Linked DNA regions of Mus musculus: regions 1, 2 and 4 are each linked to region 3. Evidence: chromatin loops called from intact Hi-C (ENCODE). Cell type or tissue: gastrocnemius. All regions are shown on one strand.

Evidence for each region. Hi-C counts contacts between places; a loop is a spot of excess contacts. Peaks named below come from ENCODE experiments on the same cell type or tissue, not always from the same donor. Only the 100,000 strongest peaks of a DNase experiment are listed, where the experiment ranks them.
Region 1: a loop joins it to region 3, with 4 times the contacts of the local background. A loop is called at or near these places in 5 of 42 quality-filtered maps.
Region 2: a loop joins it to region 3, with 2.4 times the contacts of the local background. A loop is called at or near these places in 7 of 42 quality-filtered maps.
Region 4: a loop joins it to region 3, with 4 times the contacts of the local background. A loop is called at or near these places in 15 of 42 quality-filtered maps.

Annotation. Positions count from the first base shown.
Region 1 is chr19:38,816,125-38,824,124 of GRCm38, forward strand. It overlaps Noc3l (NOC3 like DNA replication regulator), which reads right to left and starts at 3,113. Exons shown (of 21, transcript NM_021315.2): 1 at 2,969-3,113; 2 at 1,814-2,021. The coding sequence starts at 2,977. In gastrocnemius, a CTCF peak has its summit at 3,166 (motif pointing left); a DNase peak (open chromatin) is centred at 3,162; H3K4me3 peaks cover 1,797 bases; H3K27ac peaks cover 1,931 bases.
Region 2 is chr19:38,706,112-38,714,111 of GRCm38, forward strand. All of the region lies in intron 6 of Plce1 (phospholipase C, epsilon 1), which reads left to right. Among named protein-coding and RNA genes, the nearest start is that of Noc3l, 110 kb to the right of the region's middle. In gastrocnemius, a CTCF peak has its summit at 3,468 (motif pointing left); a DNase peak (open chromatin) is centred at 3,466.
Region 3 is chr19:38,425,025-38,433,024 of GRCm38, forward strand. No RefSeq gene overlaps it. Among named protein-coding and RNA genes, the nearest start is that of Gm46666, 30 kb to the right of the region's middle. In gastrocnemius, a CTCF peak has its summit at 4,479 (motif pointing left); a DNase peak (open chromatin) is centred at 4,460; H3K27ac peaks cover 312 bases.
Region 4 is chr19:38,910,931-38,918,930 of GRCm38, forward strand. It overlaps Tbc1d12 (TBC1D12: TBC1 domain family, member 12), which reads left to right. Exons shown (of 13, transcript NM_145952.4): 8 at 77-165; 9 at 2,261-2,332; 10 at 2,999-3,127; 11 at 3,374-3,483; 12 at 5,682-5,940; 13 at 6,941-8,000. The coding sequence ends at 7,009. Among named protein-coding and RNA genes, the nearest start is that of Hells, 16 kb to the right of the region's middle. In gastrocnemius, a CTCF peak has its summit at 4,965 (motif pointing left); DNase peaks (open chromatin) are centred at 3,098 and 4,952.

The sequences.
Region 1 (8,000 bases), 390 kb after region 3:
TTTTACTCCCTTGCTTAGACTGCACGGTAACACCTCACCCAGCCTCCTGCTAACACACTTACACTGCATGGTAACACCTCACCCAGCCTCCTGCTAACACACTGAGACTGCACAGTAACACCTCACCCAGCCTCCTGCTAACACACTTACACTGTATGGTAACACCTCGCCCAGCCTCCTGCTAGCACACTTACACTGCATGGTAACACCTCACCCAGCCTCCTGCTAACACACTTACACTGCATGGGTGACACCTCACCCAGCCTCCTGCTAACACACTTACACTGCATGGTAACACCTCACCCACCCTCCTGCTAACACACTCAGACTGCATGGTAACACCTCACCCAGCCTCCTGCTAACACACTCAGACTGCATGGTGACACCTCACCCACCCTCCTGCTAACACACTCAGACTGCATGGTAACACCTCACCCACCCTCCTGCTAACACACTCAGCAACTTTTCCTTCTACATTTAAGTTACTCATGTCTATCAAAACCCCAGCCTCACTCGAGTCATTCGAACTCTATCCGCTCATTGTTCCTGTTCCTCTTAACTCGACTCTTTATTTTTACATAAATACACATAATTATATATTAAAAAACAGTAACAACTAAGTGTCCCAACCCCTTTTGAGTGCAGAAGAGTCAACTGTGAACAAAACACTCTTACTGTCTTCCCTAACAAAGCTCACCTTCCTCGTAGCACTAAGACTGATAAACACTGCATAGAAGAAAACCCCTAATCTAAACTAATAATCCACTCCTCAAACCAGAAACTTGGTGTGTTTGTTGATCAGCTTTTCCTCTTCCACTGAATCCCCTTTTTCTCTGTCGTCACACTTCTAACTCCCTCACCTGCCTCGTTTCTCCGTCATCCAAGGACCTGGCCTCCCACTTTAGTAGAAAAAAGTCCTTCAATATTTTCATATCAAATTCAACAGCGTTTGCACCTGCCTTTTTCTTATATTCCTCCCTCTCTGGCAACTTCACTTAGATTCTAAGTTGCAAAAATAAAGAAATCTTTTGCTTTTCTTTTATTAAGGAGCTATTAGCATATTACACCTTTCAGATTGTAAAACTTAGAAGAGATCTCTGAAAGTATCTAACCAGCTAACTCATTGTTCCTTGATTGGAGATTGAGTGACCAACCAAGACTACATAGCTAGCAACAAAAACCAAGAGAAGATTTTTTTATTCCTGATTCCCAATCAAATGATCACTACCCATCACGATAATGCTGCATTTGGGTCAGACTGCATGGAGGTTAAGAGAAGGAGAGATGGCTATAGAACAATGAACAGTTACATCAGCTAGAGAACTGTCCTGACTTTAAAATGATCATATTTTTCTGTTTTGAGGAGCTGGGGTCCTTAGATGGTTCTACAAAACAACCGAGACTATTACAGCTGAACTTCACCCCAAGTGTACAAGGAGAAAGAAAACCACAAGTTTAGAAAAGGAAATACCTACTGGCAGCATGGTGAAGAATGGAGCAAAACCAAGCAGGCTAACCACGGCTAACTCTCAGTGGATGGGAAGCCGGCAGCCCTGATGCGTGTCCCGAAATTTACACAGCTGCTCTGAGCATCCCCCAAGTACATTTTCAGATCTGCTGTCTATGCCAACGAAAAGGAGAAGCTAGTTTTCTCACAGGGCATATGGTCTTGCATTGTTTTCTCATACTTACTGTGGTAAAGCATAAAAGACCTTACCTAGACCTACAAGGATCTGAACACAGGACAAGTGGACACTAGAAAACAAGTCACTTCCATGGAGAACATTCCAGCGTAAGTGAACACTTTCGTTACCTGGCCGTTTGCTCTTTGGGTCCTCCAGCGGAATGGGTTTTTTAGACACAGCATCTTTTACAGCTTGCCTTAGTTTCCTCTGCTCTTTTCGGTACTTCTTGATGGTACTTTGTTGTTTAAATTGCTTATTTTTCAATTTGTTTTCAAGTTTCACTTTACTAGTTTTTATCAACTTGCGAAAGCTTGGGACCTGCTTTTTATTTCTTCTCTAGAAAACAACAACAGAAGAGACACTACAACTAAGAAATTCTGATTATTTTTAAAATCAGGTGAAGGAAAACTCTTTATAGATTAAATAAAGCAAATTTCAAAACTGTCTCACAACCACGGGTCCTGTGTAAGAACTAAAAACCAATGCACGGCAGTAAGCAATCCTACAGAATGGCACTAGAGCATCAGTTGCTCCACACGGGATTTCCCTGTGATCTGAATCTAGTCTCTCACGTGTGCAATCTGAAAGCAAAACATTATGAATCTCTTCTCTGTGGCAAACGGTCATTCAAGGCTAGTCTAACACTGGTACGGCAACACATTCAGAGCAAAATAATGGATGCCTTTAGCAACTGACATTCATTTGTCGGTTTATTATTTACAAAGCACTCACACTTCCCAACACCCTAAATAATAATAATCCTCACGTCATTCATAAAGAAGCGAAGGTTACAGAAGTTATTCCAGCGCTCTCGCTGGTAAGTGCTTTGTAATCCAAATCCCAAGGCTACTTCTAAATTCCCTCTCCATCTGGGAAAAATCACCAGCCTTCCTATCACCTTACACTTTAAGGAGGAAACAGGCTCTCTTCGGGTTCAGTGTCTCACAAAACAGGTTCAAGGAACTTTAGACTTGCTTCTCGTGTGTATAAGATTCGAGAGACAGTTTGGAAAACCCTTCAGTCTGACACCATTCGGTGGCAGGGCCCGGTGCTGGCCTCGCATCTGCAGCCTGAGGTCGTGCTTGGGCGTAGTGGGCGAGGAAGCAAAAGCCCCAGTAATGACCCAAAGTGGATGGAGCATAGATCGGCTAGGGAGCACCAAGTTAGGCCACCGCCCCCTATACCAGACTCAAAACCTAAGGGAAAGATAAGCCAGGCAGAGGGAGACCCTGTCAACCCAAGCAGCCACAACTCCCGGGGGCCGGGGTTCGGACAGCACTTACCGCCTTCATCCTTAGGCCTGCGAGGAGTACCACAGACAAGATCACTCGGACAGAGGAACACGCAGGAGCCGGGTGGAAAAGACACACGTGCACTGAGCGCAACCTTTCCCAAACCGGAAGACGCTTTCAGCCTCTCCCCCTTTCTGCCGCCGGAAACGGGAGGCGGGACTTCCTCTTCGGGCGGCGGTGCGTGCGCCCCCTGGTGGCTCTGGTCCCGGGCTCAGTCTCTCACGGACTGACCCTTGTGAGAATCGCTGAGGCTGAAGAGTGGGCGAGTGGGCGTCCCAGCTGAAGGACTCAAGCAGGTTCCCGCCCGGATTCCTTTTCAGTCCTGGAGAAGACAAAAGACGAGGGCTTGGCGGTTTTGATCGCCGGCGTCTTGTGGCTCCGCCTGTTGCGGGTACTTCGTCTTCTGGATCTTCTAGAGGGCAACCGCAGCTTCTTTATTGGAAGCCATCCCTCCACAGGCACTGGGGCTTTGAACCGAATGATGAAAGATCTCTCACCACCTTCCACCAACCGAAAGTCCACACTTAAGTTTAGGCGTGGTGGAGCACGTCTTTAATCCCAGCACTGGGAGGTAGAGGCAGGTGGATCACTGTGAGTTCGAGGCCCGGTCTACAGAGCCTAGTCTACCCAGTGTAGTCCCTGTCTAGAGAAAAAGTCTATGGTTTTACTGTGGAATCGTTTTTTCTTTGGGTTTAACCATTATATGATAAAGTACTATATTGGTGAGACTTGCAGAATTAGGATTCTGTTACCTTTTTGGTAAAGATACTATCTGACTGAATCGTTAACTCTTCCAGGAAGATTTAAGCATCGCAAGAATGTGTATTTTAAGTACTTGTCTCCCAAAGACCTTTTCCTAAATTAAAAAACAGAATAAAACACTGGGCAGGAGAAGTGGTTCAGTGTTTAAGAGTGCTTGCTGCTCCTCCAGAAAGTCCCGGATTCTATTCCCAGCACATCCATCTCTGAGGACCTCTTCTGACCTCCTCAGGCAGGCACTCACCCACACATATATACAAACAAAATAATAAATTATAAAAAACAATAAAAATAAAAAGTTAATCACAAAGATGAACTTGAGGCTATTAAAGGTTTTTTAAAAAAAAAAAGAAAGAAAGAAAGAAAGAAAGGAAGAAAGAAAAAGAAAAAGAGACGCCGTTGTTATTTGACTGACCCTCAACTCAATATGCTCCTGTCTCAGTTTCCCAAGTACTAATTATAGAGTCACCATGCCCAGGGTTAAGTATATCGTTCTTGAGCACAGCCCTGACATTGTTGGCCTCACAGTTCTGAGCTGGTGAGATAAGCCAGAAGAAACCCAGGGGCCACTGAGATCATGAACAGTGGTAATCTTACAAAGACTAGTCCTTTCTGCTTTTCACCTCAGAGAAAAATGCCTTCTATCTGGCATCGTCTTTCCACCTCCCTTCTAACTTTCTCCCTGTTCTCTCTCCTTCCACACCCTGTCTTGGAAACAGCAGAGCCTGTCTCACTGTTAGATTACTTCATCACACTAATTGGAAACATCAGCCTGTGCTCTTTCTTACCAAGCCTGTGGCTGAATTCCTTCCCAAACATATCAACAGTTACTCCCACTTCTTCAGCTTGCATCTGGTTGTTCCAAGGATGAGGTATCCCCATTTCTATTCAAAACTAACCCCATGTTTCTTGCTCTTTGGTCAATCATCTTGCCCTCTGCCTTTCCCTAACATTTCCTTCCCAGTTAGCCTATCCCCGTAGAGCTTTTCACTATTTTTTTCTAGTGATGTTTTCTCCTTTTAATTCTTGTTGTGACTTTCTCTTTCCAAGGAAAAATCATCATTGTGTTTCCACTTCCTCTCCTCTGTCATAACCAACCCTGCGCTAGCCTTTTATGTATGAGTGTTTGCCTACTTGTATGCATGTGCACCACGTTCGCCTGGTACAGGTCAGGAGAGGGTGTCAAATCCCTTAGAACTGGAGTTAGGGATGGTCGTGAGCAACCAAATGGCTTCTGGGAATTGAACCCTATGTCTCTGCTCTAGACCACTGAGCTATTTCTCCAGCCCCCTATGCTAGGTTTTTGTTGTTTTTAATAAAAAGGAACTTCATCTTATTCTTTGCCCATTTTATACTTAAATTTATAATCAAGTCAAATCTTTGGGTCATGTTAAAACAGCTTGTTGCCACACACAGTCTCCTGTCTTGAAATCCAACAGCTTTTTGTTTGAAAGCAAGTTTGAAAGTGGAAGCTTTCATGATCCCTGCTGACTTAGTGCAATTGGCTTCTTGATCCTGTGCACTGCAGTTTATCATCAATTTAGCTAACCAGCTCTTAAGCCTAATTTATGCTTGCTTGTCTTCTTGGCTTACTCTAAACTTTTCTGAATACAGGTTAGCAGGGATCAATGGGCTATGCCAAACAGTACTGAAAGAGTTGTACTGAGAGATTCCAGTGAGTCCTTTGGGGAGATAGGTTCACCCATCTGAATCTTCCTGTGATCGTCCATTGAAGCTGGTCATAGGAAGATAACCAAATTGTAGTTTTCTCCTAAGTGTATCCAGTGTTTCCCATCTTTAGCCTCTCTGTGTTACTTGGCTACATTTGATGCTGCTTTTTCTTCTGTCTTCTCTTTCTCCCCTCCCCCCACACCCCCTCTCTGCATTAGAATGTGGATGCCCTTGGCTCTCCCAGCCATTTCTTCCTCAGGATCTTCTATTCTCTCTCAAGCTTCTTCAATGTAGGAGGTATTCTTTGCAGCACTATTCATTATAGCCAAATTATGAAATCAGCCCAGCTGATCATTGAATGAATGGATAAAGAAGATGTAACTGAGACTAGTGGCACAGATCTATTATCCCACCTACTCAAGAAGATCAGGCAAGATTGTCACAAGTTCAAGGACAGCCTTGATAACTTTATGAAACTTCTCCAAAATTTCTGTTTAAGGTTTGTTTATTAAATGTATGTACATATGTGTATATGCCTGATGTCTGTTGGTGCCCCTGGGGTCCAGAAGAAGGAGTCAGATTTCCCTGGAGATGGAGTTACAGCTGATTTTGAGTCACCAGACATGAGTACTGAGAAATGAATTCTGCCCCTATGGAAGAACAACAAGCACTCTTACCCCTAAAGCCATCCTCCAGTCTCATGTCTCAAAAAAAATCTTAAAGTAAAAAGAGTATTGGATATATAACTTAGTGGAACAGTCCTTTCCTAGCACATGTAAGATGTAAGGCCCTAGGCTTAATACTCAATATCACACATACATACATACATACACACACATACACACACACCACAGAAAGAAAGAAAGAAAGAAAGAAAGAAAGAAAGAAAGAAAGAAAGGAAGGAAGAAAGGAAGGAAGGAAGAAAGAAAGAGAAAGAGAAAAGGAAAAAACAAAATGTATATGGAACAATGTTCAGGTATGAGGAATGAAATTATGGGCCTGAAGAGATGGCTCAATAGATAAGAGCCCAGACTGTTCTTCCAGAGAACCTGGGCTCAATTTTCAGCACCTACATGGGAGCTCCCGTCTGTCTCTAACTCGTGTTTTAGGGGATCTAAGACACATACACATAAAATAAAAAGAAATATTTTTTAAAATTGAAGGAATGAAATTATATTATTTGCAGTAAAATGGTTGGAACTGGAGATCATCATATTAAAATTGGGTGTGCTCAGAAAAATATCATTTTTTTTCACATATTTAGAATCTTGAGTTTTAAGGCATTAAAGTAGAATTAAGATGAGTTGGGAGGGATGGAAAGGCTAAAGGAGCAAGTAGTGTAAAGTGTGCTGTATCCATGTGTGAAATGTCGGAATGAAGCTGATCATTTTGTACAAATCATGAACCTTAGTAAAAATAAGGTAGAGATTCCAGCATCCACCAAGGGGGTCAGAAATCAGAAACCAAAACTCCCCTCAGTGATGCTGGTTACAAAGTTCTGGTCTCTGAAACTATGAGAGAATTACTTTCTATTGCTTTAAGTCACCAAGTTTGAGGTAATTTGTTAGAGCAGCCAAGGAAGACTAATAACGCTAATATTTCTGCCAATGCCCTTGGAGATAGGACAATACTTCATCGCACGAAGGTTCATGAAACGATTGAGCTCAATCTACAAGCAGCCCACTCACAATCACACTATCAGGGTCCTTCTCTTTCTGGTCTCACTTTTATATCCTGTAATAATTAGTGGCTCCTGGACTTACCTTCAAAAAAATTATTTACACTCAAATGCTGTATTCTTTCCAGCATTACTTAGGTTACAAGTCTAAAATCAAGGCATTGACATAGTCGGTTCCTTCTTAAGGACCTCTGTTCTCTCATTTCTGACACTTCGGACATTCTGTAACAGTTAGCAACCCTTGACAGCTTTTGGCTTGTGGATACTCCAGGCTCTGCCTCCATCTTTATTTAACATTTTCCCTTTGTCTCTGTGCCTTCAGATGGCTGTCTTCCCTTATAACACTTAATTGGATTAAGGGCACAACCTAATGACCTGAAATTAAATAGGTTATCTCTGCCAAAGCCCTATTTCTAAGAAAGGTTACATTCTTAGGTACGTCCATTTAGAATTGTTAACATCTAGTGTTATTCTCCCCTTATCTGCAGAGGATGTATTTCAAAACCAGAAATCAAAGATATTATTGAGCCCTAAGTAGGTTTTCCCTATGAAGACATAAGGATTATTAGCTGTGCACACAAGGAAAATAACAGAATAACTAATAACATATTAGAACAAGTATAACAATGTGCTGTCATAAAAATTATATGAATATCATCTCTGAAGTGGGAGGAAAAACTACAGATGACGGTAAACTGCTGTGTCCTCTCTGCGAGAGGGAGGACATTTCATGCTATAACTAAAACCATTTTTATGATTTCTCATATATCTGCCTTGCATACTGACCTTCCCACCATCCCTGAACCCTTCACTTTCCCCACAGATCTGTCTCTCACATTCATGTCTGTTCCTTTTGTGATCTACCAAGATTAACCTGGGCCATCTGTGTGCTCAAAAGTTTGTAGCTTGCCCAGC
Region 2 (8,000 bases), 280 kb after region 3:
GTACCCAAAAAAAAAAAAAAAAAAAAAAAAAGATGAGAAAAAGGAGGAAGGGAAGGAGAGGGAGAAGGAGACGAAGAAGACAACGACGACAGTGACAACCAACAACCTTGTCCTAGAGGCTGCAATGTATCACAGTATGCCACACAGTCTACCCTTTTGTCCACACATCTTTACTTGCAAATGCTCATTGCAGTGAGTTACTGGTCTGTTTCAAGGCCTCTGACGTCTGTTACACTCTCTGCACTGGATTCCCTACACTATCTGTACTGGTTCCTCATTGGGACTCCTATCAGGTATCCTGTTGTTGCCCTGTGTCATGGAGATCCTGCAACTTTGGACCTGCAAGACTGGCCCTTTCACATGCCCCAGAAGATCATAGATGGGATAGACATTAGGATGGGTCAACTCAGGGTCTAGGCCTGGGACATAGTTGAATTAGTCAACCTGCCACCTTTGCTGGAGCCCCACCCCCCGGGTGAGCTCTCCAGCACTGCCCGGGCTACGTCACCCAAAGGCTGCAGCCAGCACGGGGTAGGGGCTACTCTCCTGGCGCCCTGTCCTCAAGCCTACTCACCTGCACCTTTGCCTGTGTTGTGCTGCCCAGGGAGGTGCAAGGCCCACTCTCCTGAGTGCTGCAACTAGGGGATTGAGTCCAGCCCTCCCATTCTCATTACCTCAGCCCAGCTCTCCTGCACTGTGAGGGTCAAGGAGGCGGCAGGCACCTCTCTCTTGTTAACAGTACTCCTTGCCAGGTGAGGGCACGGTTAGGTCTCCTGTGCTCCTGCCCTTGGAGCTGTTTCACCACACTCCTGACTCCAGGCAAGGATGTCTGTAAAATAGCTTTAAAATAGTTTGTTCGTCTTCCACTAGAAACTGTAATTTGTAGATCCAAGAGTATTCCTTTGTGTGTTTGTGTTTTGTTCTGTTTTGTTTGATAAAGCAACTGTGGATCTTTGTCTGCGGCAGAATAATTTTTGAAAGTTATTGCTTGGTTAGCATATAGAAAAATAGGTTTCAATGCAACATTTCATAAATATATACCATCATACTTTTTATTATATCCTGTTCTAATTGGCTCCTTCAGTTTTCTCCTCCATCTCGCTCCTTTATAACTGACTATGCTCAAACAGCCCCTCCTCTGGGTTCAAGACACTTATATTCCATTACCCACTCTAGCCCCACCCCCATCTTTTGACATCTTTTTTTCATTTTCCTTGGGGCTTTAATATATCTGTTGCAGAAGTCTTTCCTTGGTTAGGATTCTTTTCTTATGTGTTTTGGAGGTTTGGTTTGGTTTGGGGGGGGAGGGGCATGTCTTTTGTTTGTTTTGAAACACGGCCTCACCATGTAGCTCTTGGTGTCCTAAAATTCACTGTGTAGACCAGATTGGCCTTGAATTCACCGAGATTCCCCTGACTGCCTCTGAAGTGCTAGGATTAAGGGAGTGAACCATCATACCCCATGTCATAGGTGTTTTTAAGCAGCTCTAAATGAGATGCTTTTTTCCTGATTTCTTTCTTCATAATTTTACTACTGACATAAAGGAAAGCTACTCACTGACTTTGGTATACTAGTGTTGTATTCTGCTACTTTGCAGAGTCCACCCTCTTGTAATATTCCCTTTGGGAATATTGATCATTTTTACCAGTAAACTTTGAAATGTTAGTTCAGCATTTTACCTAGTTCAGTGGTTGAAGGAGCTGAGTGTTGGCTGTGTTATTCTGCTGTAGCCCATACTTCTGGTGGCTTAAGTGTCACTTCTGACTTTGTGTGAGCACCTTCTGACTAGGGATCTCACTTTTGAGAACCGGCACCTCCAGTGTCACCACAAAACCACACCATCCAAGTAAAGGAAACAAGGAAAGCCCAATGGGATTGCCGTTCTTGCATATAAATCAGAAAATTGGGAAACCACTATCAGTTTTGCCATTGAGTTACAGTTTATTTAGGGTCAAAGTTGTAAATAAATCCAGTGGAGGAATGGAGGAGCCAGAGGGGCAAGTGGGGGAGAAACAAGATTAAATAAACCAAAGAAAGTGTGGGAGTCAAAAGTGTAATGAAGGGCAAGAGGGAAAAGCACGAAATTAGAAAAATAAAATAAAGAAATGCTCTATGATCGTGAGCAGACCCGTGATCAAAAGGAGATAAGTAGATAAGTGAGAAAAAATAAATAGGAAAAATTAAATTCTGATAGGTTTTTTTTAAGCCAGTGGGTCCAAAACACTACTAAGAGTGCAGTAGAAAGAAAAGCTAAAAGGGAGACCAGAAAAAGAAACTGTCCAGAAAAAACATGGGTGACAAAGTTAGGTAGATGTATAAAGGGGAATAAAAAAATGAATACATAGCAGGGCGTGGTGGCGCACTCCTTTAGTCCCAGCACTCAGGAGGCAGAGGCAGGCGGATTTCTGAGTTCGAGGCCAGCCTGGTCTACAAAGTGAGTTCCAAGACAGCTAGGGCTATACAGAGAAACCCTGTCTCGAAAATCAAATCAAAACAAAACAAAACAAAAAGAATACATAAAGATACACAAAGCCTTTTAAAACACAATAAAGTGAAATAGTAATAAAAGCATTTAAAGGGGGATTTGGTGCCCAGTTCCTCTCCTCCATGCTGGGATCTTGTCTGGCTTGTCCTTGAGCTGGTCTTGAGCATGATGTCACAATTGCTGGGAGTTCATGTGTGTCCAGAAAACATTGTTTCCTTGAAGTCACTCACCACCTCTGGCTCCTAGAATCTTTTCTTCTTCGGCAAAGATCCCCGAGCTATGAGGGAAGAAATGAAGGATCGACATCCCATTGAGGGCTTAGTATTCTCTCTCATTGGCTAGTTGTGAGTCTCTGTGTCAGTTGGAGTCTACTGCAAGAAGTTTCTCTGATGAGGGTTGAAGGATGAGGGTCGATGGATACACTCATCTATGGGTATGGCAATACATCATTAGCAGAATAATACTATTGGTTCTCCACTAGGGCCCAGAGGAGATGTTGACGTTTAATTACTGCTGGCAAATAAAAGGTCAGTTTTCTTCAATGGAGTGACTTTGGTACACTGAGCACACTCCAGGGCAGACACTATACCAGTAGCAGTTAACTGTGTCAGGGAGTGACAAAAATTTGTGTTGGTAGGGGAGGAGCAGGAGAATCTGGGAGGACTTGGGAGAGGGGAATGAACATGATCAGAGTGCATCCTGTCACAGCCTTACAGAATTAAAGAAAGCATTTAAAAATAGAAAAAGAAAAAAGAAAAACACACAGGAGGGGGAAAAAAGGTGAAGGATTAGAGTGAATTCTGGGAGATTGCTGGTTATATAGATCAGGGAGAAGGTAAGTCAGACTTCAGGGTATATGCAACAGGGAGACGGTGGGTCAGACCCCTGGATATTTTACTTTTTTATGGTTTATGGCAGCCACTGGTCCTGTTTGGGGCAAGCATCTGATCTTCTCTTCTTTGCACACCAGGGCCCTCTGCTGGCTACACTTGGCTTTGTAGTCTACGGTCTAAGCACTTTTCTCCAATCCTCCCAAGAGTCCCCATTCACATTCTATAGGATGGCTAATGTAGCTCAGAGGTTTCTCCCAAGTTCATTGGGAGTAGAAGAAGCAGTCATTCTACTAAGATTTATACAGGTGGATCTGTCTTTGTGCTTTCAAAATCCACTCAGCTTTAATTACCCTGCTGGGGGGATTCAGCTTTGGCTATCAAGGGTTCTACTGCAACTCCATGCCAGCGTGGTAGCTCCAGAGGTTGCTCAATTTGCTGACCTTTGGCTCAAGGCTGTTAAGGGCCAGACTGGCCCTCAGTTGATGAGCTCTGCTTCCAGCCATTGAGGGCAGAACCACCTTTTTCCTATGCACTTCTCTTCCTGGCCTTCTGTCACATGCCAGCATCCAGCCTTCATGTTCTCTACAACTACCCCCCAAATTTGTCTCTTAAGCTTGGGGCTAGGGCCAGTTGACTCTGATTCCTCGTCTTGTGAGTCTTCCCTTTTCTTTAGCTGCCAGGGTAGCCCAGTTTTCAATGACAGACTTGACTCCCTTGGGATGGGAGAACCCTTCAGAGCTGGCTGAATTCTTTTCCACTGCTGGCTCTTCCCACAAAAGAAGTCACCATCTCAGCAAGACCTACAACTGGATTTGAGACTCAGGAGAAGTGTGGATTTGTCTGTGGTTGGGACTGCCAGTATCTTCCCTCCAGAGCCATCTGACTGTATACCTTCCAGATGACATTTCTGTTTCTGCTTTCCTGTGCCAGGGATCCAGGCCACCAGTGCTGTGCTTAGTGTGGTGGCCTTCTGCTTCTCTGCACCTTTCAGCTCTCCTGTTGCCCCTTTTATGGATTTCCAAAGCTCTACCTCTCTTTAGTAATTCTCTCTCTGTCTCTGTGTGTGTGTGTGTCTGTGTCTGTGTCTGTGTGTCTGTGTGTGTGTGTGTGTCTGTCTGTGTCTGTGTGTGTGTCTGTGTCTCTGTGTGTGTGTCTGTGTGTGTCTGTCTGTGTCTGTGTGTGTCTCTGTGTGTGTCTGTGTGTGTCTGTGTGTGTGTCTCTGTGTGTGTCTGTGTGTGTTTCTGTGTGTCTGTGTGTCTGTGTCTGTGTGTCTGTGTCTCAGGGAGGTAGCTTCTAGTCTGCATCTGACACGGAAGTTACCTCTTATGAGAAATTTATTTCCATTTTTCTATTTATTCCTTTCCTTTTGCCCTCATCACTTAATCACCTATATCCTAAGAACATTCTCTTCCACCGTCCACTTTCCAGATCCTGTTGTAAGCATCCTGAGAATGGGGGAAGAAAACCGCAAAGATGCAAATATTTATTTCACAAAGCTGGAAAGACATATTGAAATCCTCACTTTCAGACCTTTGTCCTAAGGAGTGGAAGTAATTTCCTGGCTCTTAAGTGACTGCTACTCTAAAAGGAAGCCCTGGATGCATGGCAGGGAGGCAGGATTTCATAGGTTTTCCGGCAGCCATCCCAATAACCACTGTTTCCTTATTTGCCTCTGTCCAGAGCATCTTGTGAAAATGCCCCGTTCAGAGTGTCTTAGCTCACAGTGTTTTTCAGGTCCTAAAAGACAATGGAACTGGGCTCTATTGAATTTAAAAACAATAGCCTCCAGCCCTTGTTCATAAGTCAATGCCCAACTCAGTGAAAAAAAGATAAGAAATGAAGAAAAAAAGGAAAGAGGAAGAGAGGGAGGAGGGTACGAAGGAGGGAGGAAGGAAGGAAGGAAGGAAGGAAGGAAGGAAGGAAGGAAGGAAGGAAGGAAGGAAGGAAGGAAGGAAGGAAGGAACCAAGCAATCTAATGATCCTTCAGTTTACCCAACATGCAGTGTGTTAGAATTCCTCTCAAAGCCTTTAGCTGCTCCTGCCAGAAAACTCAATGGGAGTAGTCATAGAAACCCCAGAAAAAGCAATCATCAAAAGCTTATATCTAGCTGGACGGTGGTGGCGCACACCTTTAATCCCAGCACTCGGGAGGCAGAGGCAGGCAGATTTCTGAGTTTGAGGCCAGCCTGGTCTACAGAGTGAGTTCCAGGACAGCCAGGGCACTGTCAAGAAACCCTGTCTCGGAAACCAAAAAAAAAAAGCTTATATCCACAGCGCTGGAGAGATGGTTCGGTAGTTAAGAGCATTGGCAGCTCTTCCAAAGGCCCCGAGTTCAATTCCCAGCACCCACACAGCAGATCACAACTGTCTATAACTCCAGTTCCAGGGGATCTGACTCCCTCTCTCTCACACATATAAACAGCAGACAGACATGCAAGCAAAACACCAATCTCTATATCTATCTCATGGCCTGACACTGAGGAGATGACTAAGTATGTTTGCTATGCTAGCATGAGGATCTGAGTTCAGATCTCCAGCATCCATGTTTAAACAACAACAACATAATGTGCCCTTAACCCTGGCACTGAAGAGTTTGAAGCAGGATTCCTGGGACTTGCAGACTATCCACTTTAGGTGAATAGTGAACTCCAGGTACAGTGGGAGACCATGTCTCAAAAACTAAGGTAGAGATCAATTGAAGAAGACATTACCAACCTCTGGCCTCCACACCCAATCTCCACCCCCTACTCCTACACACACATCCAAGATCTCAGCAGAAAATGAATAGAATGAAGAGACTACTCGAATGCCATTGACGGTTTATGGTGTGCTTATAGGTCCTCTGTACAGATGAGGAAGCACCTAGAAAGCTGAAGACACTGGCTTAAGTGATAAAGAGCACAGCTAGAGCATGAAACTGAGTGGAACTTCTGCCCAGCAGTACTAAAGACATCATCTATATCCTAAGAACATTGCTGGAAAGCAGCAATCCTTGGCTTTTCTTCATACTACTTCCTTGGATTTGGAACAGTTCTTGTCTTAGTTAGGGTATTGCTGTAATAAAATACCATAACCAAAAACAACTTGGGGAAGAAAGGATTCATTTTAGCTGACAGCTTGTAGTCTGTTATCTAGAGGCTTCAAGGCATGCACTCAAGGAAGAAATTGATGCAGAGGCCATGGAGGAAGCCTGCTTACTGGCTTGTTCTTCATAGCTTGCTCAGTCTGCTTTCAGACACACCCAGGGCCATCTTTCCATGGATGGCACTGCCCACACTGAGTTGGACCCTCCCACATCAATCATCAATCAAAAAAAAATAAAAAAAGGCACCACAGGTTGGGGATATTTTCTCAATTGAGATTTCCTCTTCCCAAATCACTCCAACTTGTGTCAAGTTGACATGAAACAAGCCAACACTGGTCTCTGTTAGAAAATAACTGACTAAATAACTAAATAACTAGCTATAACTGAGAAAAAGGATAAGTTAATTAAAAGCACAAGTTTTGCACAAAGGTAAAACTTTAAAACACTGGGTTTTTTTTTTTTTAATCACTTGGAGTAGCTGTAACAAATCATGGAAAGTTGATATTCTTCTGGTATTATTATTATTATTATTATTATTATTATTATTATTATTATTATTATATGTAAGTACACTGTAGCTGTCTTCAGACACACCAGAAGAGGGCATCAGATTTTTGTTACAGATGGTTGTGAGCCACCATGTGGTTGCTGGGATTTGAACTCAGGACCTTTGGAAGAGCAGTCAGTGCTCTTACCTGCTGAGCTATCTTACCAGCCCTATTCTTCTGTTTTAAAAAATAACATTTAGTCTTTATCAGTTGGTGATTCCCGTTCAAATAGTCATTGTAAATTTCTATAAAGTAATAAACAGTTACAAAGAAAATATATAAGCATGTTGACACACAGGGTTTTCATCAGGTATCCCTAGAAAATCGATCAGATATCAGTTTCTGGTTTCTAATACCGAATACCATAGAAGCTCTTCAAAGGCAGGGTTAAAACCTTCTTTCCGTTTTGATGCCTAAAAATGATGAGGTGGTTTCTCTGCTGGCTGACCACATCTTTGATCTGGTTAACATTGCTTGGTTCATACATAAATCTTAATTTTCCATCTTATCCATTTTCATAAACCCACAAAAAATTGTCTCCCAGGGGACACAGGCTCAGAACTCCATAAAATCCACTCTGTCTTATCAGAGACAAAAGATGCTAGTAGCTTCCTGCTTAAAATGAATTTATTTCATTACAAACAATTGTCAATTTTATTTTGGAAATTAGCCCTTGGATGAATGCTTTTTAATGGAATTATTACCATCTGGCATTAGTTACCTTTGTATTTGAAAATAAATACTGATGCCAAGAAAGACTGCCTCCCTGTACCCTCTACATAGCTTACCTCATCTCTGAGAAGCACAAACAGACTTCAGAATAGCCATGTCTTAATTAGGGTTTTATTGCTGTGAACAGACACCATGACCAAGGCAAGTCTTATAAGAAACAACATTTAATTGGAGCTGGCTTACACATTCAGAGAGGTTCAGTCCATTATCATCAAGGTGGGAGCATAGCAACATCTAGCCAGGCATGGTACAGGCAGAGCTGAGAGTTCTACATCTTTATCCAAAGGCTGCTAGTGAAAGACTGACTTCCAGGCAAC
Region 3 (8,000 bases):
AAATCCGCCTGCCTCTGCCTCCCCAGTGCTGGGATTAAAGGCATGCGCCACCACGCCCGGCTACACTGGGGAGATTTTTAGATGACCTGTCAGGAAGATATCAGCTCAGGACCCCAAGACCAAGTTCTCAGCACAAAGGAGATTTATTTGCCCCAGAGGGACAGAGGGCAGGGAATAAGAGACAAAGATAGGAGATAGAGAATGAAGAAGAGGAAGGGAACAAGGAACAAGGGAGAGGGGGGAGGGGATCCCGGGGGACAAAAGACTGCTTCTGGACAGAAAGGAGACAGAAGTGGCATATACCTACATAAACACACACACACACACACACACACACACACACACACACACACACACACAGAGAGAGAGAGAGAGAGAGAGAGAGAGAGAGAGAGAGAGATTATGTTTGGGGAAACTTGATTTGGTGCTGTGAGGAACGTTCTAGGTTCGGAGATATGTCTGGAGGAAGAAGAGACTTCAGAACTAATGGATCTTATTTTCTCAGATTTTCCAAGGTAAAGCTCACCCCTAGCTGGCACTCAAGCATGAAGACTCAGCACAAAATTTACTCTTGTTTCTTGAAACATTATCAGCACCGGATCCACCTTTAAAATCCCAAAGTAGAAGGTTGTTCACACATTCTAAAGAGGAGGCCAAGTGCAGGCTTGGCTTGGAGTGTTAGCAAGTTACACACCTTGATTTCTTCTGTAGTCACTCTCCTTCCCAAACAAGGAAACAACCCATGGGTTGAGATCTCAAGACAAACAGGAGGGACTGCCTGTGTTTGTTAGCATCTCCAAGGCCCATGTGTTATGTACGCCCACAATGTTCCTTGTCTGCTCAGTTTCTTCCCTAAATGTATAGATGTTTCCTGGATCTACCAGGGTGCTTTAGTTTCTGCCCTAACCCTAACCTTAACCCCTAACCCCTAACCCCTAACCCCTAGCCCTAACCTCTAACCTCTAACCCCTAACCCCTAACCTTAACCCTAAACCTAACCACCACTTGATACACTTCGTGAAATTGTCCCATTGGGCTTTGTATTTAGAAAGCCTGTTTGGGCTGCTGCCTTGCTCCTTGGGGAGCAAGTGAAGTGTGGCTGTCTGTTAGTACTAGTGGGATTTCCTCAGACTTGAATCTTCCTCACACACTTTATCCAGGGGCCGACAGAAGGCACTGCTTGGAAGGAAGGATAAGTGTCTCTAAATCAACAGCTAAGGCCACAATCAGTGCAGTGTTTTTCCAGACCTGCCATCAAAACCCATGTAAATTCATTATGAAAACCCCAAGTAAACAGACAGCTTTCCCTAACAGGAAACGACTGTGTTAAAACACCTGAGCTCTACCTTAAAGATGAAAGGCTGGAGCCATGACTTTTACTTGAACTCAGAGTCAAGATGTGGCAGTGCCAATATAATATTGGCAGGAGGGTTCAAATCACCAGGAGACACTTGATCTATCTATCTATCTATCTATCTATCTATCTATCTATCTATCTATCTATCTATCTATGTGTATGTATGGATACATATGTGTATATGTATATATGGATATGTATATATTCAACATCTTTATGAAGATAAATGTATAGTATTTCCTGTGACCCAGGAACTCAGTTTCTCCTTTAAAAAAATCAGAAACAGATAAAAGTTAAGATATAATTTTTTTAAATAATTTACAGCAATGGTATAACTTCTGCCTTATCTGAGTACATTAGACTAAGTGAGCTACCTTTGTGATTAAAGTCTTACACCTTTTTTTACAACTGAATTTATAGATTAAAGTAAGAGAAGACTGCTATGATGTAAATGGATGGAACAAGAGGGTAGGATGTGCAATGTGTGCTGGCCAGTGGTGCCGCATGCCTTTAATCTCGGCACTCAGAAGACAGAGGCAGGAGAATCTCTGTGAGTCTGAGCTCTGCAGAATTCCAAGACAGCCAGAGTTATGCAGAGAAATGCTGTCTCAAAATAAACCAATCCTCACTCCCCAAACAAAGAAAATTCAATGTGTATCACACACACATACGCACATACACACACACAAACTCACATACGCAAGCATACACCTATACATACACACCCCTCCCTGTTAAATGACTCAGTGATATCTGGAGCCTGGCTGTTCAGAGTGCAGTTGGCAATCCCATCCTTGTGGTGTCTCTGTGTAGGCAAGAGAGTTGAACTCTAAAATGTTGCCATGGACAATTACTGCTTGATTAGCAGAATCTGAGGCAGGCTGAGGGAGGGCCCAGGTCTTACTAGAGTATATTCAACAGGGAAACTGGATAGGGCAGCGGTGAGCTAGCATGGGGTTTCTATGAGTCTAGTACAGGCTGATGCCAGGAGAGCCCAGGCTCGATGCCCTGTAGGAGTTCCATTCTGAGAGCAACTCAGGAAGTGGGCTTGGAGAACCCGTGAGCCCTTGACAATTTGCACACTCAGCAGCTGGGCTCTGAGGGCAAAGTAAAGGGGGTGTGAGCTGGTCAGAGGCCATGCTCACATCCACTGAGCCACAAAGGAGCAACGAGGGGAAGTGTTCTGGGAAGTGTTTTCTGAGAGCAAAAGAAGCTGTGTTCCAGAGATAGCCAAGGTTGTAGCTCATGCAGCAGTTGGACGTGGTAATGTGTAAGAGTCACCCAGGTGGTACTGGTTTTGAAGGTGCGAAGGAGGGCATGGAGAACAGCTGAGGTTTGGCATTGTGAGAGGCCAGGGAAAGGCATTGGTGAAGACAGAGCTTCAGTTGCAGTTGACAGCCCAGGACTGAAGGGGTCATGCAAAGAAGCTGCGCCTTGGCACCATGAAGAGAGCCTATGAGAAGCTATTGGTGAAGCCTAGTTGCAGTGGAAGACCCCAGTGTCTTGGAGATGCCAGTACCATGGGATGATCACCAAGCATGGGAATACCTGCCAAGGCAGCCCAAGAGAAAGAAGTGTGTTGCAGTCTACAAAGATGAAGGGAGCTGGAGATATGAAGAGCGCTTTGCATCAGACATGGAGATGCAGCGTTTGGAGTTTGCACAGCTGGTTTTCTGTCTTGCTTTGTCCAGTATTTCCTCAGTATGACATTTTGGAATACTGGAACGTATATCCTATGATGTTGGAGGTATATGATCTGCATTTTGGTTTTATAGGGCATTACAGTTAAGAGGTTGCATCAATCTCAGAAGAGACTTTGAACTTTGGACTTTTAACATTGGTGAGACTATTATAGACTATATGAACTTTTGAAGTTGGACTAAATGTATTTTGGATTATGCTATGGCTAGGTATGGCCACCATAGACTCATGTGTTTGAACAAGCCTATGGGGTCAGGGAGTGGAATGTGGTGGTTTGAATATGCTTGGCCCAAGGATAGGGCACTATTAGTAGGTATGAGTAGGTGTTGGAGTAGGTGTGGCCTTGTTGGAAGAATTGTGTCACTGTGCCGAGGGTGAGGGTGGGAGTAGGGTGGGTGAGGGGCACTTTGAGCTTTCTTCCTCCTAGCTGCCTGGAAAAAAGTTTTCTCCTGTCTGCTTTTGGACCAAGATGTAGAACTCTCAGCTCCTTCTCTAGCATCGTGTCTACCTGGACATTGCCATGCTTCCTGTCTTGATGATAATGGACTGAACCTCTGAACCTGTAAGCCAGCCCCAATTAAATGTTGTCCTTTATAAGAGTTGCCTTGGCCCTAGTGTCTCTTCACAGCAACAAAACTCTAAGACAGAGGGCAAATGACTTCACTGTTGTGGCCTCATGAGAGGCATGTAGGAACAGCCTTTCTTCCTGTTAAGTAGATGGATTTTTTTTAGTGTTCACAGCTAGTTTTAGCTACACCTGTAAACCCGACTCCTGGGGAGAGTGTGGCTGCTGCCCCTTCACACTTCCATGCGGTACAGATGTCGGTCATAATTAAAGATGCCCTGCACACAGGCACTGCACCTGATAAGACACCCCGTCACCTGGCTACAACCTGCCTGGTTGTGAGTATGTGCAGGAGAAAGTCAGTGGAGCAAAAGAACCTGCCTCAGGAGTCAGGGCCTGGGATTGAACTCCCACTACTTAGCCCTTACTGAGCATCTTCAGGGAATGTGTTCAAAAGTTATAGAGAAAAAAGAAGAGGAAGGAAGAAAGGAGGAAGAGAAAGAGGAGGAGAAGCAGCGGCAGGAAGGATTTTTCTCTAACTAAGGTGGCTGATTTCGCCTGAGCTTTAAAAAAGTGAACTAAGAAAGCTGACTACAAGCTTCCCCCTTTTGCACTGCCAGGGCAAAGAGAGAGGCCAAGGCCCAATGTAGAAATGGCCTGGATTTAGAATTGATTTGAACAAGAATTCTTTGGTCGCACTTTCCTCCAGCAGCCATTCAGATTTAAAGTAACTGAAGGTGATCCCCACTACCCCTCCATTTTCACAACTCTACCTTTTCATAGTCCCCACTGCCCTGAGGGGTGAGTGTTATCAGCTCATTTAAAAAGATCCAATGGCTCCCCCTTGTGGTTGAGAGCTAGATTGCCTAGATGTGCATAGCCTGGGGCTATTTTTTCTTTTTAATTTTAAATTTGAAATAACTTCCATTGCATTCGGTTTCCACATCATTCACGAAATGCCGCCCAATTCCAGTCGTCTTTTTAATCTTGATTGAAATGATCATCCATTGATTACATCTGTAATCTCATCACTATAGAGAGGTCAAGGTAGAAGGATGATAAATTTGAGTCCAGCTTGGGCTGCACAGCAGACCCTGTTTCAAAAAAGATTTGATTTCAAAAAAGTGGTGGCGCACGCCTTTAATCCCAGCACTCCGGAGGCAGGGGCAGGCGGATTTCTGAGTTCGAGGCCAGCCTGGTCTACAAAGTGAGTTCCAGGACAGCTAGGGCTATACAGAGAAACCCTGTCTCAAAAAACAAAACAAAACAACAACAACAAAAAGATTTGATACTAGAAAGGAACTCAACAATAATGAGTATGGAGAAAAAGAAAGCCTGGCTCACTGTGGGTAGGTGTGTAAATCGCTGCAGCTACCATGGAAAAGGATCTGGTGGCTATGCAGAAAATAATGACTAGAGCTGCCATATGACTCAATAAACCCCACTCCGTGTCTTTACAGCCAGGGGAATCGGGAATCGGGCCCGCTCTTGGGATGTCGTTCATTGTCCCAGTGGCATCTACCATGAACTAAGCCACAGAGTTCATCCTGTATCCTGCTCAAGAAGGGTGACGCTCTGGGCCACACTCTTTTCTTCTTTCCTGACATCGATGCAGACAAATTCTTGGAGTCAAGTCTGTGGAAAACAAGAGGTTACTCAGCTATCTCTGGCTGCCAATGTCCTTGCAGGCAGCCCCCACAGTATCTCAGTTGTTAAGCTGATCTGACGGAAGAACGTCATTTTCAAACTAAGAGTTGGGAGTGAAATGACTTTCTTTTTTCCATTAAAGCGACATGTGTACATGCTAGAAAGAGAGAGGGAAAAAAAAAAACCAAAACAGTGTAGACAAATTAAGAATTAAATTTCCTGTCCCCTCAATGTTTCTTGTGCTGGTTCCTTCCTCCATTTAGACTTCCGGTTTCCGGTTTCTGAGTGTTTGGTCTGCTTCTCCCAGTAGACATACCAGTCAACTAGTGAGTTACCTAAGAGGAATTTGGAAGCTGAGTAAGGAAATGAAAGCGGTCCAGGTTTATTTCATTATGATCAGATGCCCGAAAATAAATCTAGATCATCATTATGTGCCCACAAAGAGAACAACTTGGCACCGGCAGAGAGGTATTTCATTATAAGTTGGATGTGTTATGGTATTAGATGTTTTGTTTCATTATGTTCTCATTTATTGACAGGCCAACGCGACCGCAGAGAATGTGGAGTCCCTGCCAGTCCTTTGCTGACCTCCAGTACTGTTAGGAAAAAAAAGAAGAAAGAAAGAAAGAAAGAAAGAAAGAAAGAAAGAAAGGAAGAAAGGAAGGAAGGAAGGAAGGAAGGAAGGAAGGAAGGAAGGAAGGAAGGAAGGAAGAGCTGAACAGAGAAGATGTCAACATTTCACTTCCATAACCAGCTTTTATAGGATGCTGGGGAGGAACAGTGCATCTTCTTATTCGCTGAAGCATGTTACAAAGCCCAGACTCAGCCCTGATTACAGCCTTTCACCTCCCAGTTAGAGCGGCCCCGCCCCCACCCAGCTTCTTCCCTACTGTAGGGGCCCATCCTCATTGAAAAGAGCTGCATTGGAAGTGTGCTCTCAGTACTTCCTTAGTGGGCTGTCTATCCCATTGGTCAGGGAGCTCCCTAGTGGGCCACAGAGTGCAAGAGCAACTCTGTGTGTTAATAGGATGTCCGCACCAAGGAATCTTATGCAGTATTAGGACAGCTATAGTCAAAATGGCACATGTGAGCAATCCTTGGTGAAGACGTAGAGAAATGGGAGTCCTTCTATATTCTGCCAATGGGAAAGTCACAACGTTGAGTAGGGCTCACAAGAACAGAGCCAAGAGAACGTATATATGCTATGAAAGGGTTTCGTTAGAATGACTGACGTGGTGGTTGGCCAATAAGAGCCTTCTGCAAGCTAGAGAGGCATAGAGTCCTCTATCTGCTCAGTTCACAAAGCTGGATGCCTCTGTGGTCTCAGGCTGGCTCTGTAGGCCTGCTGGGTTTCTGCAAAACCTTTGCTCTTTAGTTCAGGTTGCAAAGCTTGAGAAACTGCAGCAGGAACAAGGTTCGATAGTCAGGAGCAGGGGGGGAAGGGAAGCTTAGCTCTCCTCAGGTTTCTTTTATATCTGAATGCCTCATCAGGAGGTGCTGCCCATGCTGGGGGTGGCAACGGGGTTCTGGGGAGCAGTCTTCTTCATGAAAATGCCTTTGGGGACCCTGTGGTGCTTTGTATAGGAATGGGCCCCATAGACTCGTGTGTTTGAATGCTTGGCACCATTAGGAGGTGTGGTCTTGTTGGAGTAGGTGTGGTCTTGTTGGAGTAGGTGTGGTCTTGTTGGAGTAGGTGTGGTCTTGTTGGAAGAAGTGTGTCACTGTGGGGCTGGGCTTTGAGGTCTCATAACCTCAGGTGATATATGCCCGGTGTGAGCGAGATACAATCATCTTCTGCTGCCTGCAGATGAAGATGTAGAACTCTCAGCTGCTTCCCCAGCTCCATGTATGCCTGCATGCTGCCATGCTTCTCACCATGATGAGAACAGGCTGAACCTCTGACACTGTAAACCAGCCCCAGTTAAATGTTTGGATCTTTACTTAGTGGGTTTGTTACCAGCAGTGCAATGGCTTCAGACTTCCTGGAAGTATTTTGTGAACACTATAGGAGGAAGCAGCGAATTGTTTCACTTTTATCTACATTTTTTTGAAACTGGAATGTTTGCTACAGGAAAGGGAATATGCAAATGTGAACTGGGGGGGTTGGACTTAGAGGAGTCCCTCCTAGAGGCACGGTGTCAAAAAAAAACGTATGCATGAATTTTCTCTTACTGGCTGAAAGAATCCAGACGCAGCAGATACATATACAACACACTTCTGTAACCGAGCCTTAGAAATCATTTCAGAAGAGGTGAGGTTGTGTCTCTTAGAAATATCCAAACGACACCCATAAAGTCTCACCAACACGGCTGCCTCAACACAAGCTGAGCAAGGATGGCTCCAGTAGACATGCTAACATGGAAGGGGGAAATCTCATGGGACCTCAGTCCTAGGTGAAGAACTACAGGCAACCAAGGAATGCTGAGAGCAGCAGCAGTAGTTCTTCCCCAGGGAAGAGACCCAGATTGGCTACCCAATGCCAAGTGATCAGTCCTGATTCATATACAACAAGAAACTTCATATTGACTGGGCACAGTGTGTTTATGTATTTAGGAATACACATGCATGCATGTGTACAAATGTGTGTGTGTGTGTGTGTAGCAACAAAGAAACAGAGAATTAGAGAAATCGCAAGTGTGTGCATGGAAAAAGTTGAATGGAGGAAAGGGAAGGGGGAAATTATGTAATTATATTTTAATTTCAAAAAATAAAAAATATTTTAAAAAGTTC
Region 4 (8,000 bases), 490 kb after region 3:
GATTATTCAGCTTTTCTACTTACTTTAACAGGCAGTGTCCTCAGCCTGTTTAAATTTTATCTGTTTGGTAATGCAGGTCTATCTGTTGCTGACCGAGAGGCTAGTCTGGAATTAATTAAGTTGGACATATCCCGTACATTTCCATCTCTCTACATCTTTCAGAAGGTGAGGTTTTCTAATCAGTTTTTAACTACTGTTTATTCTTTCAACACTCAGTGGTACAAATTCTATAAATCTATAGGCACTATTTTTATTTTATTTTATATTTAATTTTTTGGGACAGAGTCTCACAATTTAACCCTGGCTGGCTTGGAATTCCCTAATAGATCAGGCTGCTGTAGGAAACACAGAGATCCATCTGCCTCTGCCTTCCAAGTGCTGGGATTAAAGAAGTGAGTTACCATACCCAGCCAGGTATTACTATTTTTATAATATTTATTTTTATTTTATGTGCATTGGTGTTTTGCCTTTATGTATGTCTGTGTGAGGATGTTGGATCCCCTGGTACTGGTGTTATAGACACTTGTGAGCTGAGAATTGAACTCGGGACCTCTGGAAGAGCAGCTTGTGCTCTTAATCACTGAGCCGTCTCTCCAGCCCCCGGGGATTATTTTTTAAAAGAAAAAATATTTTAAAAATTTGAGAAGAGGCCAGGCATTGTGGTACATGGCTTTAATCTCAGCCTCGTCCACATAGAGTTCCAGCGCTCACAGCTATATAGTGACACTCTGCCTTAAAATACAAAAGAAACTTCTAGGGCTAGAAGAGTGGCTCAGTGATTAAGAGCATTACAACCGTCCCTGACTCCAGTGCCAGGGCATCTGACTCCCTCTTTTGACCTCGATGGGCACCAGGCACATGCATGTAGATAAAACACTCATATACATAAAGTAAAAGGAGTAAAATATTAAAAATTAAAAATAATTTGAGCTTTTATATAAAAATGCAAAACTAAAAATTAAGGAATTTGCTTTCTGTGGAATAAAATTTATTGTCATAACATATACTTGTTATGTAGTAGGCACTTTTTTATTATAGTGAATTTCTGTATTTGAATTATTAATGAATTTGCCTTACAAACTGTTAAAATATGAATACATTAGTTCTAAATTGTTTAGAATTACCACTGAATTAGCAAGAAATACTTTACTTTTATATATTTTTTTACAGGAATAGCTGGCTATCTTTAATTTTTATATACTAAGATGCTAATAAATAATTTATCTATAATAAAGGCCACGTGATTAATAGAAAGTTTTGCTATTGGGACCAGTGAGATAGTTCAGCAGGTCAAGGTGCTTGCTGCCAAAGTCTGACAACTTGAGGTTGAGGCTGAGAAACAGAAGTAGTGGAAGGAGAGACCCAGTCCCTGAACGTTGTCCTCTGACGTTCACATGCACACTGTGGCATGTGTGTACCTATATACACGCACAATAGGTAAATACATGGGAAAAAACCCACTGGAGCTAGAGGGATGGCTCAGCTCTTAAGAGCAATTGGTTGCTCTCTAGAGTACCTGGGTTCAGTTTCTGGCACCCTTGTGGCAGATCACAACCATCCATCAATTGTAGTTCCAGGGGATATAACACCACCATCTTCTGGCCTCCATCAGCATCACGCACGTACGCTGTACACAGATATATATTCAGGCAGAACATCCATATACATACATTTTAAAATTACTATTGATATTCAAATTATCTAACATAACTCAGGCTAAATAGTTGGCACTTTTATTAAAGACAGGGTCTTAGTATACAGCCTCAGCTATCTGGGGAATCACTGTGTCGATCATGTTGATCTCCAACTTGGTGATCCATCTGCTTTGCTGAGATTAAAGCCATGTGTGTCATGTCAGGCCTATGTTATTTTAATTTACTTTTCTGAAATTATATGACGTGAAATGGGCTTAGTATAATGACATGTGCAAGGCCCCAGTTTCAATACTCATGTGTACATAGCAAAAGGATTAAATGGAAAATTTTTATATTTATTATACCCTAGAAGTATTTAAAATAGTTTGCAAATTATATAAGTTGTATTCAAGTGAGTATATTTGACTTATTATTCAAGATCAAACTTTTATTACTTCTGAAAACATCTTGATAGAATACATTTAGAATATCTTTATAATGATTAAATGTGCTAAAACTGGTCATTTAGAGAATGCTACAGTTTTATAGTTTTTAATATTTTATGAGCATTAACCTAAAGATCTTTACTTAAAGTTTCAATTTTTATTCTTTTTTTTTTCCCTAAGGGTGGCCCATATCACGATGTTTTGCATAGTATCTTAGGGGCATATACATGTTACAGACCTGATGTTGGTTATGTAAGTATTTGTTTCCATCTGATTTTTACACATAAACATTGTATCTGTGCTCATCAGGACAGCTCTTTACAGCCACAGGTCAGTCTCTGCAGCCCTGACCTTTGAGCTGATGGGTTTACCTGAGGAGGAAGCTCCGGGTCTTTTGCCCCCTGCTTAGGACGCCTGGCGGTCACGCTGCTCCGTGTGCTGGGTGCTGCATGATTCTTCTGTTCCTTCCACTCAGGCTTTGCTCAAGCCTCTTTTCATTTTGGATTCCCCCCTCATGTCTTTCTTGTGATTCCCCACAAATTCAGGCTCTTTTAAGCACAACAACTTCTTTTTTTTGACTTTTAGTATTCTATCTTAGAGACTTCCTTGCCTCTTCGTTCTTCATATGTTATAATGTGAAAACAACCACTTACGACATGAGAGCTACTTGGTACACTGAGATAGGCTCTTAGACCAAATAAAAGCTGGTTTAATTGTTTTCTGATTTATTAAATCCTATCAAATGAACAAATATAAAATTAGGGAAATTTACAGCCATTACAAGTTCATAGTAGTTGCTTTTACTGAGAAGAAAAACAAAATTGGTAAATTCTTCTTACTATCAGTTTGTAAATTTTGAGGAGGGTAGCTAGCACGTAGACTGATTTTAACCATTTTTACTTTTCCTTCCCTTTGAAGGTCCAGGGGATGTCCTTCATCGCAGCCGTTCTCATCCTCAATCTGGAGGAAGCAGACGCCTTCATTGCGTTCGCGAATCTCCTAAACAAGCCGTGCCAACTGGCCTTTTTCCGAGTGGATCACAGCATGGTATGAACATTTGGGATAGACTGTGTTTTCCTCATAAGTTTCTGTATTCTGAATGCCTGCTTAGAATAAAAAACATGAAGAAACTGAAGTAATCTAAGCAAATAGACAAAATTTTCATTGAATAACAATTTTAGAAAACTTGAAGCAACTCAAAAGAGTTGTTAATAAAATTTTCTATTAATATTAACACTTTCTCTTTCTGCCATAGATTATTTTGTAATTTTATTTATCTTTTTCTATGTATAGATGTTGAAGTATTTTGCAACATTTGAAGTATTCTTTGAGGAAAACCTATCCAAACTATTTCTTCATTTCAAGTCGTATAATCTGACACCAGATATATATTTGATAGATTGGTAAGTCACTAAGAAACATTAAATAAAATAAAAAGGAAATAGTGAATAACTTTCTCTGTTTTTTAGGAAATATAGTAAATATGCTAGGTGAGATTGACATATAAAAGGCACTTTTCCTTACGAATGAAAAAGTCCAAGGATGCATCTAAAAACGTAGACTGAAGCCAGGCTTGGTGGTGCACGCCTTCATTCCTAGTGCTTAGGAGGCAGACACCGGAGGATCTCTAAGTTCAAGGCCAGCCAGGTCTGCAAAGTGAGTTCCATGGCCAGAAGGAGAAATCCTGCCTTGAAAAACGAAACAAACAACATAGACTGGCTTGAAATTAGTTTCTTTCTTTCTTTCTTTTTTTTTTTTTTATTATAAAAGGGAATAGGGAAGAACCCGAAGACATTGCTCAGCTATTAAAAGGGCAAGCTACTCTTGCTGAGAACCTGAGTTCACCTCCCAGTACCTGGCTTGAGCAGCTTCACCATAGCCTGTAACTCCAGCTTCAGAGGATCAGAGACCTTCTGCCCTGTAGTCACATCACACACACACACACATACACGCACACACACGCACACGCGCGCGCGCGCGCACACACACACACAGACACACACACACACACACAGACACACACACACAGACACACACACGTCTTTTTTAAAATGAGCGAGGATAGGGAACTGGGCAGAGGGTCAGCATGGGAACGCACGTGCCACACAAACCTGACAGCCTGAGTTTGATCCCCAAACCTGTGTAAAAATCCAGCTGCAAGGCACATATCACAGCCTTTCAGTGGCCGTCTGGGAGGCAGAGACAGGAGAATCACGAGGAGGGAAGCTAGGCTGCTGTAATAAAGCATCAGAAGCAAGAGAGACTCTGCTTCCACAAGGTGCAAAGCAAGAGCCAACTCCCAGGAGTTGTTCTCTGACATCCATATTCACTATGGCAAATATATGCCAGCATGTACACACTCACACTCATGCACACACCCATGCAAGCATGCACACAAAGAAATACATATTCTTTTTTTTTAAGTAAAGAGTATAGAAATATCTTGAAATATAGTGAATTGTAGTAATGGATTAACTTATTTAATGCCTAGCATATACTAATATCTTAGAAAAAAGTAGTTGCCATTTATTCGTAACACAGCAAAGCTATATTATATGGTAGTATTTCTTTAATCAGAGATGTTTTTCAAAGCTTTATCAAAAGTTCTCAATTAGAAATGATTCCCTATTTAGATGCTAATATATATTTTCTTATTTCCTATATGTTCTGTTCTAATTCTGAGGATTTGTGTAGTAAGCAACAGCCAGTTGACTTTAGTATCATTGGTGAATTTTGATAAGAAGTGGAGAATTTGGGGCTGGAGAGATAGCTCAGTTGTTAACAGCACTGGCTGAAGCTGGGTTCAACTTCCAGCACCCTCAAAGTGGCTCGCTCACAACTGTAACTCCAATCCCAGGGAATTATTGGATGCCCTCTTCTGGTCTCCTCAGGTACTACATGCACAGGCACATCCAGGCAGACACATGATATTTAAAAAACAAAATTTTTTTAGTAGTTGTAAAGTTTTAATAAATTTTGAGTTAGGGCTTCTAGTTCAGCCTGGCCTTAAACTTCGTATGTAGCTGAGGATAGCGACACAATTCTGAACTTCACAGTCTGTCTCCCAAGCACTAGCGTCTCAGGCATGTGCTACCATATGCAGTTTACCCAGTTTATGCTGAGAGTAATACCCAGGTATCTTGCATGATGGGCAGTGCTCTCCCTCTGAACTCAGACTGGCTGTATGTTTTGATGGAAAAAATGAATAAGCAAATAATGACCCTGATCAAATATGATATCTTCCTAGTCATTTGGGCCTTTTCCTTTATCTTCCCTTCAGCAAGAGTAAATATTGTGCGCAGTCTCACATTAAAAAATTATACATTCAGACTCAAGCATTCTGGTTTCGGAGCCCCATGGCTCTAACCATTACACTATTTTACCCCCTCATTCCCACACCCCAGTTTATTCCAGACTATCTCCATGTAAGGTTCTAAATTTACTTAATGTCATTACTTACTGCTTAATTTATCACTATTCAAGTTTTGGGAAAAAAGTCTCAATGTATTTGTCCTCTTATCCCTGTATACTTCTTTTTCCCTCCTGATGCTTAATGAGTAAAGGAGTCCATGCTGAGTAACTGTTTTTTCCTTAACTCTAGGATCTTCACATTGTACAGCAAATCACTGCCACTTGATCTGGCTTGTCGAGTCTGGGATGTGTTTTGTAGAGATGGGGAGGAATTTTTATTTAGGACTGGATTAGGGATCCTCCGGCTATATGAAGATATACTCCTACAGATGGACTTTATTCATATAGCACAATTTCTTACCAAATTGCCAGAAGATATAACATCAGAAAAGCTTTTCAGCTGCATCGCAGCCATTCAGATGCAGAATAGCACCAAGAAATGGACTCAGGTAGAGTGACTTTATTTATTTTTAACTCTTAATTATCTGTGTTAAAATTATCTGTGGACTTTTGTAGAGCAGTTATCTGTATCACAAATGTTAGTAAAACTAAAAATAAATTTGGTTTTGAAATGGGATAATTTAAAATGGATTTCTCTCTTCTATGTACCTAAACTTATATCTTTACTTTACAAAGTTCTGCAGTATTGTAGTGAATTGACACCTACAGTAGTCAGCCTTCACCCGAGCAGACATGGGTGACTTTGAGATTTCAAGCAGGCACATGTTATAGTAAACACCTGCTGTGAGATGTCGAGGTGGGTCAAGGGCAAAGGTGCCTGTTGCCATGGGTGACAACAAGGATGAGATTATTCTCTGGGTGCCACACAACGGAAGGAGAGCACTGACCTCACACATGCACCATGCACAGGCATGCTGACACACACACACAAACCCAGGCAAGCAAGCACACAAACGTTAAAAACAAGAGGCCAACACCAAAAAGCCCTAGCTGCTGTGTACTAAAAACTTACAACGGAAAGAACCTAATGTATGATCCTGGCCTCTTGTTGTTTTGAGTCAGGGTCTCCTTTAACGGAGGCTTGACTTGATCTTATTGTGTAGCTGTAAGGATGACCTTTGTCTTAGTCAGTGCACTGTGCTGTGAGAGACACCGTGGCCACAGCACTTCATTGTGTCCTTGCTTACTTTGGTCCGTGATGTTGACGGTGGGGAGCATGGCAGCATTCAGTCAAAATAAAAAACCAGGTGATCTGGAGTCTGGGATGGGGGCCTGTGCCTGTAATCTCAGCAGTGAGGTGGCAGCAAACTCAGCCGTTCAGTCTCCTCTGCTGAGCAACAAGTTCAGTGCCAGTGTGGGCCATGTAGACCCTGTCCAGAGACCTTTAAAAAAGGTGGTCTGAGGACTTGAGGATGCTGGTATTTCAGAAAAGCTTTCTGTGTTTATGCCTCTGGTTATTTACATCTCTTTGTTTCATGCTATTTGCAGGTCTTTGCATCTGTAGCAAAGGACATTAAAGAAGGGGACAAGAACACCAGCCCTGCTCTGAAGAGCTAACCTTTGAGTTAGTGACAAACTGAAATGCAAAAGGTAGTTTTCGGGGAAAGTTTTCTCTTTCCTATGTAGATACCGTGAAGAAATGTCGGAGAGAAGAATCGGGACCTGGAAAAACTTCTGGGTTTAAATTCCACGGCTGAAGTAAATGAAACGCGTAATTTATTGACAGTATTAATAAAAAAGTACCTGTGGAGAGCCATTTTTCAGAGGAAAAGGCTTAGTTGGCTATTACATACTCCATAATTTGGAGTGAATACTTTAATGCAATAATTTTTTTTAAAAAAAATAGCTTCACAGAAACTTCAATTTTTATGTCGTTTCTTTTTTAACAATTAACTACAAATGCACTTCTGGAGTCAGAATAGGATTGCTAAATCCTACTTTAGTCTCCAAAAATGATAGAACACATGTATTATCTCCAGTTCTGAGCTTGGGAAGATATTCTAGACCAGTAGTAAGCAACTGAGTCGTAAGTTCCGTCCGCCACTGGAGCTCTTGCCTGCCTTGCTCGCAGGCCAGGGAGGTCCGCATCCTCGAGAACTGGAACACTGGTGGACATGATTGCCTGTTTTGCTTATGGAGTTTCCCACAGTGTTGTGTCCCCTTGGTTTTTGAAGAGAAATCTTTCTCTAAGTAATTTCTATCACAAAAGAATTTTCGCCTTATTGTTTCTTGTCTGCAAATTGTTATGTAGTAACTTAACATTAAAAAAACTAGGTAACTGGTAGAAAGGAAGATCTTTTTGCACTTTAGAGGACTGAAGACTTGACTTTGAGAATAAGAATAAGAAAGCAATGAATTCTAAGAGTTCGAGATAACACACTACTTACAAGACTTGAATTTTTTAGTTAAAATCCATGTTCTATCTATAGAAACAAATTTTATTAATTTCAGTTTGAAATTTAAAACTTTATATAGCTAAGTCTAAGACTTGTGAAACTCTATGCATATTTTTTTCTAATTGATGGGAATAATAGTAAAAGTAATTTTA